Regions from separate parts of the Homo sapiens genome. Here region 1 is linked to region 2. A link is a loop called in an ENCODE intact Hi-C map of the cell type or tissue named here. Cell type or tissue: endothelial cell of umbilical vein. All regions are shown on one strand.

What was found. Peaks named below come from ENCODE experiments on the same cell type or tissue, not always from the same donor. Only the 100,000 strongest peaks of a DNase experiment are listed, where the experiment ranks them.
Region 1: a loop joins it to region 2, with 2.9 times the contacts of the local background. A loop is called at or near these places in 1 of 110 quality-filtered maps.

The regions. Positions count from the first base shown.
Region 1 is chr2:202,465,206-202,469,205 of GRCh38, forward strand. It overlaps BMPR2 (bone morphogenetic protein receptor type 2), which reads left to right. Exons shown (of 13, transcript NM_001204.7): 3 at 2,314-2,484. Among named protein-coding and RNA genes, the nearest start is that of BMPR2, 91 kb to the left of the region's middle. In endothelial cell of umbilical vein, no CTCF peak of the experiment used is centred here; no DNase peak of the experiment used is centred here.
Region 2 is chr2:202,293,166-202,297,165 of GRCh38, forward strand. NOP58 (NOP58 ribonucleoprotein) reads left to right here. Exons shown (of 15, transcript NM_015934.5): 10 at 2,509-2,672. Among named protein-coding and RNA genes, the nearest start is that of SNORD11, 2.1 kb to the left of the region's middle. In endothelial cell of umbilical vein, no CTCF peak of the experiment used is centred here; a DNase peak (open chromatin) is centred at 1,886; H3K27ac peaks cover 1,318 bases.

The DNA of each region.
Region 1 (4,000 bases), 170 kb after region 2:
TGGTGAAACCCCGTCTCTACTAAAAATACAAAAATTAGTCGGGTATGGTGGTGTGCGCCTGTGGTCCCAGCTACTCAGTAGGCTGAGGCAGGAGAATCACTGAACCTGGAAGGCAGAGGTTGTAGTGAGCTGAGATGTCACCAGTGCACTCCAGTCTGGGCAACAGAGCAAGACTCCATCTCAAAGAAAAAAAAAGTGTGTGTATATCTCCACAAGCCCCAAATTTATAAAAGGCTATTTATTTTTAGATTATTTTTAAAACATCTTTCTTATAATGTTATACATGCCCGTTCTATGAATTTTGGAATATATAGAGAACTACAAAGAAAACAAAAGTCTACAATAATATACTCTTTAAAAATATTTTTACTGGCCGGGCGTGGTGGCTCACGCCTGTAATCCCAGCACTTTGGGAGGCCGAGGCGGGTGGATCACTAGGTCAGGAGGTGGAGACCAGCCTGGCTAACACAGTGAAACCCCGTCTCTACTAAAAATACAGAAAATTAGCCGGGCGTGGTGGCGGGCGCCTGTAGTCCCAGCTACAGGCTGAGGCAGGAGAATGGCATGAAGCTGGGAGGCGGAGCTTGCAGTGAGCCGAGATCGCACCACTGCACTCCAGCCTGGGCGACAGAGCGAGACTCCGTCTCAAAAAAAAAAAAATTAGGAACATACTGTATAAACAATTTCATATCCAGTTTTCTCCACCTTAATTATAAGCATTTTTCCATGTCTTTAAAGAATCTCTGAAAACCTTTTTAACTTTTGCACAACATATCATTGTATATATGTATCATAGTTTACTTACAGATTATTCTATTGGTAGACATTATGTTATTTTCATGTTTTCACTGTAATGCATAGTGAAACACAGTTGTTCAGTGAACAACTTTAAACATAATTTTTTGATTGTATGTGATTGTTTCTTGAAATAGATCCCTTGATGTAGAATTATTAGGTTATAAGATATATCAATATTTTAAAGACTGTATAAAAATTTCCATGTGGCTTTCTAAAAGTACTGTTCATTTATATTCTCTCCAACACTGTATGAACGTGTCTGTGTTACTGAATCATTTTTCTTTTTTTATTTTTATTTTTTGAGATGGAGTCTCGCTCTGTTACCCAGGCTGGAGTGCAATGGTGGGATCTCGGCTCACTGCAACCTCCGCCTCCCGGGTTCAAGCGATTCTCCTGCCTCAGCCTGCCAAGTAGCTGGGACTACAGGTGCGCACCACCACGCCCAGCTAATTTTTGTATTCTTAGTGGAGATAGAGTTTTGCCATGTTGGCCAGGGTGGTCTCGATCTCCTGACCCTCATGATCCGCCCACTTCGGCCTCCCAAAGTGCTGGGATTACACGTGTGAGCCACCGTGCCCAGCCATTTTTCTGATATATATTATTTATTTATTTGTTATTGTATTTTTGAGACAGAATGTCACTCTGTCGCTCAGGATAGAGTGCAGTGGCACATTCATGGCTCACTGCAACCTTGACCTCCTGGGCTCAAGCAATCCCCCCAAGTCAGTAGGACCACAACTAGGCACCACCATTCCCAGCTAATTTTTAAGTGTTTGTAGAGATGTGGTATGGCTGCGTTGCCCAGGCAGGTCTCAAATTCCTGGGCTCAAGTGATCCTCCTGCTTTGGCTTCCCAACGTGCTGGGATTCTAGGCGTGAGCCACCGTGCCCAGCCATATTATTTTTTAAACCTAAAACAATATATTTGGTATAGACAAAAATGAAACCTTACTCTTGCTTTAATAATTCTTCGATTAGCTGGGTGCAGTGGCTCACACCTGTAATCCCAGCACTTTGGGAGGCCGAGGCAGGCAGATCACCTGAGCTCAGGAGTTTGAGACCGGCCTGACCAACATGGAGAAACCCCATCTCTACTAAAAATACAAAATTAGCCGGGCATGGTGGTGGCACATGCCTGTAATCCCAGCTACTCGGGAGGCTAAGGTAGGAGAATCGCTTGAACCCGGGAGGTGGAGATTGCAGTGAGCTGAGATCGTGCCATTGCACTCTAGCCTGGGCAACAAGAGTGAAACTCCGCCTCAATAAATAAATAAATAATTCTTAGATTAATCATGCAGTTAAACCTTTTTTGGTGGCCTTTTCCCCCCCATGAAATGTCTTTGGTATCCTTTACCATTTTTCTGTTTCTTAAAAATATGTTTCCTGTTGATTTGCAAAACTGTTTCATAGCTTACACGTACTCTCACATTTATTGAAATTACTGCTTAGTTTGTTGTTTTTCTCTTAGTTTTCTTTATCATATTGTCTCCTTTTTTGTATTCATATTGATTTATAGGATGTTGGTCTCACATTGGAGATCCCCAAGAGTGTCACTATGAAGAATGTGTAGTAACTACCACTCCTCCCTCAATTCAGAATGGAACATACCGTTTCTGCTGTTGTAGCACAGATTTATGTAATGTCAACTTTACTGAGAATTTTCCACCTCCTGACACAACACCACTCAGTAAGTAAAGTAACCAACTTTTCTTTGTATTTCCTTTCTCCAAAGATTTGCAAAATATAAAAAAACTTAAAAAACATTCAAGGTTGAAGCCAGGCGTGATGGCTCATGCCTGTAATGCCAGCACTTTGGGAGGCCGAGGTGGATGGATCACCTGAGGTCAGAGTTTGAGACCAGCCTGGTGAAATCCCGTCTCTGCCAAAAGTAAAAAATTAGCCGGGCGTAGTGGTAGGCGCCTGTAATCCCGCTACTCAGGAGGCTGAGACAGGAGAATTGATTGAACCCGGGAGGCAGAGGTTGCAGTGAGCCAAGATTGCACCATTGCACTCCAGCCTGGGCAACAAGAGTGAACCTAAAAGAAAAAAAAAATTCAAAGTTGTTGGGAGTGAGAGGTAGAGTTCCAGCATCATAAGATTACATCTGGCAAACACCTGAAATCCGAAAGCGATGCACCAGGACTTCCAAGGCATCAATATATTACTAAATAACTTTGGTAAAATATAGTACTGGCCAGGCACAGTGGCTCATGCCTGTAATTTCAGCACTTTAGGAGGCCAGAGCAGGAGGAGCACTTGAGCCCAGGAACTGAAGACCAGCCTGGGCAACATAGTGAGATCCCATCTCTACCAAAACAATAAATAAATTAGCCAGGCGTGGTGGTGCGCATGTGTAGTTCAGCTATTTGGGAGGCTGAGGTTGGAGATTTGCTTGAGCCTAGGAAGTTGAAGCTGCAGCTATTGTGCCACTGCCCTCTAACCTAGGTGACACAGCGAGACTCTGTCTCAAAATAAAATAAAATGTAGTACTTTACAACCTGTATGGAGGGAAATTTGGTTAAGACAACTACATGTGTGCTTACTCTTTCACCTAGCTTTCATATTTCTTGGAATTTATCTGGAAGATACATCTTCAATAGTACGAATATACATAGACATTGAGTTGTTTACTGCAGTGTTATTTGTAACTGCACAATATTAGGAAGTAAATGTCCAAGAATAGGAGATTAGTTGAAATATACTATGGTACATACATGTAATGGAGTACCAACTATACAGCTATAAGAAAAAAATAAGATCTCTATGAACTAGCACAGAGTGATTTTCACCGGTAATATTAGATGCAAAAAGTACATATAGTAGGCTGTCTTGTATAGGACTGGAAGGAAAATAAAAAAGCCTATCTATTATTGACTTACCTTTAAAAAAAGAAACAAAGAATAAATAGAAAATAATGAACTTGGTTATTTATAAGGGATCCAAGGAATGAGACAGAAAGAATATGGAAGGGAGTGAATGTTCTCTGAGTGTAGCTTTTTTTTTGGTTTTTGTTTATTTTTTGGTTTTGTTTTGTTTTGTTTTTTTGAGATGGAGTTTCGCTCTTGTTGCCGAGGCTGGAGTGCAATGGCACGATCTCGGCTCACCACAACCTCTGCCTCCCAGGTTCAAGCGATTCTCCTGCCTCAGCCTCCCTAGTAGCTGGGATCAGGCATGTGCCACCACGCCCGGCTAATTTTGTATTT
Region 2 (4,000 bases):
TAATTAGAACAATCGGATGAATGCAGGAGGATAAAACAGTTAACATTTTCATAATAAAAACTCACTAGACCTAGATTTGAATACAGTTTTAAGAAATCACTGTAGAGAAAGAAAAAAAAAAGAAATCACTGTAGAGGATTTGTGCCCTTGATTGATTACCTTAGTTTCACTATTGAGTGTGAGGATGTAATATATTTGACTTTCAAAAATATTTTCAACAACTGATTTATAATAAAACTTTGTATATGTGTATGGCAGTATTATAAGGATGATATGCTATAATTAAAATGCTATGTAATTGAATACCTACAAATACAATGAAGTACTGATTCATCATTTTTATGTTACTTGGAGACATTGTTATAATTCATCAAAAAAGATTATATCATCTGCATCAGAGTGTTTAAAATGGCATAACTCCTTTTTTTTTGTTTGAGACAGAGTTTCACTCTGTTGCACTGGCTGGAGTGCAGTGGCTCACTGCAACCTCTGCCTCCCAGGTTCAAGCAATTCTCCTGCCTCAGGCTCCCAAGTTGCTGGGATTACAGGCATGTGCTGCCACCATGCCTGGCTAATTTTTATATTTTTAGTTGAGACAGGGTTTTTGCCATGTTGGCCAGGCTGGTCTCAAACTCCTGACCTCAGGTGATCTGCGCACCTCAGCCTCCCAAAGTGTTGGGATTACAGGCGTGAGCCACTGCGCCCGGCCTGGCGTAACTCCTTTAGCTGCATCATTAATCAAAGGTTTCATTCAAATGCCCTCAGCTATAAGATCAGATGATTTCATTGTCTCTACCCATTTTCATAGGTATAGCTAAACTTGTAGCAGTAAGCAATGGCAGGGGTTAATAGAAGTATGTATTTGTTGGCCAGGCGTGGTGGCTCACGCCTGTAATCCCAGCACTTTGAGAAGCTGAGGTGGGTGGGTCACCTGAGGTCAGGAGTTCGAGACCAGCCTGGCCAACATGGTAAATAAAACCCCATCTCTATTAACAACACAAAAATTACCCAACCTTGGTGGCATGAGCCTGTAATCCCAGCTACTCGGGATGCTGAGGCAGGAGAATTGCTTGAACCCGGGAGGTGGAGGTTGCAGTGAGCCAAGATTGTGACATTGCACACAGCAGTGGTGACATTGCTTGCCTGGGTGACAAGAGTGAAACTCCATCTCAAAAAAAAAAAAAAAAAAAGAACTATGTATTTGTTACACTTTTAAAACTATGTCTAGTGCTTAAGTTCATAGTATTAATAGAGTCTGTTTTCTGACAGGAAATATTCTATACAGCATATCCAACTAAGCAGCATGTTGATAACAATAGTCCCCAGCTATTTATGGAGATGTATTCTAAGCTCCCCCCTCCAAGAATGTTTGAAACAGAGGATAGTACTGAATCCTATACTGTATATGCTGTTTTTTCCTAAACATACATATCTATAATAAAGCTTAGCTTATAAATTAGGTACAGTAGGATATCAACAACAGTCATAATATAACAGTTATAACACTATGCCAGCAGGGCCGGGTGTGGTGGCTTACGCCTGTAATCCCAGCACTTTGGGAAGCTGAGGAGGGTGGATCACGAGGTCAGGAGTTCAAGATCAGCCTGGCCAAGATGGTGAAACCCCATCTCTACTAAAAATACAAAAAAAAATTAGCTGGGTGTAGTGGTGGGTGCCTGTAATCCCAGCTACTCGGAGGCTGAGGCAGAGAATTGCTTAAACCCGGGAGGCGGAGGATGCAGTGAGCCAAGATCGCGCCACTGCACTCCAGCCTGCGCAACAGAGCGAAACTCTATCTCAAAAAAAAAAAAAAATGCAAGCATAACTATTTTTGTGCATTGGTTACTTGAATATAAGCACTGCAGTACTGCACAACGGAGAGGGCTACGAAAGTGACTAATGGGTAGATAGAGATGATTCATGTCCTGGGGGGAGCTGAGTGGGATAGCAAGAGATTTAAAACTTAGGAACTATTTATTTCTGGAATTTCCTTTTTAATATTTTCAGACTGCAGTTAACCACAGGTAATTTACCACACAAAGTGAAAGCACAGGTAGGGGACTATTAATAGATACTTGTAGGAATATCTCTTCCTAATAAATGTGTTTATTTGTAGGCTTTTTCATATCTAAAGCAATAGAATATTTGATACAATCTCAGAAAGCAGGGACCAGATTAGTGTTCGTGTGTGTGACATTTATGTCACTCCTGTAGTATACTAATGGAATTTAGAATAGTACTGCCATCTCTCAGGTGAATAGAAACATTGAACTTAATAAGCTTAGCCTTCAGTTTGTCCTAGGCATTCATTGCAAACCTGCTTGTGCTAATGAAGGAATTACAAATGAAACATCAAGATTTTTAGGGAATTCTGGATTATAGAATTCTATATTATATGTGATTTTTATTTATTATGGTGGCTGTAATAATTCTATAGGTCTTTTGTTTCAGTACGTGGAACATTCATATATTTGGAGGTGCATTCTTTGTAACTTTTTTCTTTTGTAGGTTCTCTTTTAAATTTGGCCAAGCATGCAGCTTCTACCGTTCAGATTCTTGGAGCTGAAAAGGCACTTTTCAGAGCCCTCAAATCTAGACGGGATACCCCTAAGTATGGTCTCATTTATCATGCTTCACTCGTGGGCCAGACAAGTCCCAAACACAAAGGAAAGGTGTGTTATAGGGTTTTGCTTTGTTTTTGAGGTTAGACTTTTTCATTTTTTACAACCCATTTTTCTTCTACTCTGTAGTACACATTAAATCTTCTATTGTCTCTTTCTTGTTAAATAGGGAATGGTGAGTTATTTAAATAAAAAGTGCTTTGTGTACACTGAAGGATAAGGTTAGAAGAAACTGTTATTGGTTGGATTAAAGCCAGTTTCTTCCATTGTGTTAGTATTTTTTTCCCCCCTAGAATCTCCCTGTGGTTGGCACACTGAAAATACTATCTCTGGCAGCAAAAAAAAAATCTAACATTTACGAATCATAAAAAATAGCATATGCATTATGCTAAAACACTTTGAGAGAAGTCACTAAACTTTTTTTTTTTGAGATGGAGTCCCGCTCTGTCGCCAGGCTAGAGTGCAGTGGCTTGATCTCGGCTCACTGCAACCTCCAGCTCCCTGGTTCAAACGATTCTCCTGCCTCCCTGCCTCAGCCTTCTGAGTAGCTGGGATTACATGCACGTGCCACCACGCCCGGCTAATTTTTGTATTTTAAGTAAAGACCAGTTTCACCATGTTGGCCAGGCTGGTCTCAAACTCCTGACCTCCTGATCCACCCACCTCGGCTTCCCAGAGTGCTGGGATTACAGGTGTGAGCACCTGTGCCTGTCCTAAATCTTCAGTAGCCTTATGAGATGTAGGTATCTCTATCTTGCAGATGATGAAACTGAGGCTTAGACAAGTTAAGTACTTTCAATGTTTTTGAAAGATGTGTCGTTTAACAGATCTAAACTGAAAATTGATAAAATTTAGAGCAGAGTGGTGGAGGAAAATAAAGCGTTCAATAAAATAAAATGTTAATTAGATTGAAAAAGAACCCACGCTTTTTTTTGTTTGTTTGTTTGTTTGTTTGTTTGTTTTTTGAGATGGAGTCTCACTCTGTCGCCCAGACTGGAGTGCAGTGGTGCCATCCCGGCTCACTGCAAGCTCTGCCTCCCAGGTTCACGCCATTCTCCTGCCTCAGCCTCCAGTGTAGCTGGGACTACAGGCGCCCGGCACCACACCTGGCTAATTTTTTGTATTTTTAGTAGAGACAGGGTTTCACCGTGTTAGCCAGGATGGTCTCGATCTCCTGACCTCGTGATCCACTCGCCTCGGCCTCCCAAAGTGCTGGGATTACAGGCGTGAGCCACCGCGCTCGGCCAGAACCCGCACATATTTAAGATTGTTACGAGGAAAAAGATGCACTTCTTTTCAGTGACCTCATAGCACAGAACTAATGTCACTGAGTAGAAACTAAAGTTTAAAAATATTTTTTAAAAAAACCTAGTTTGAGC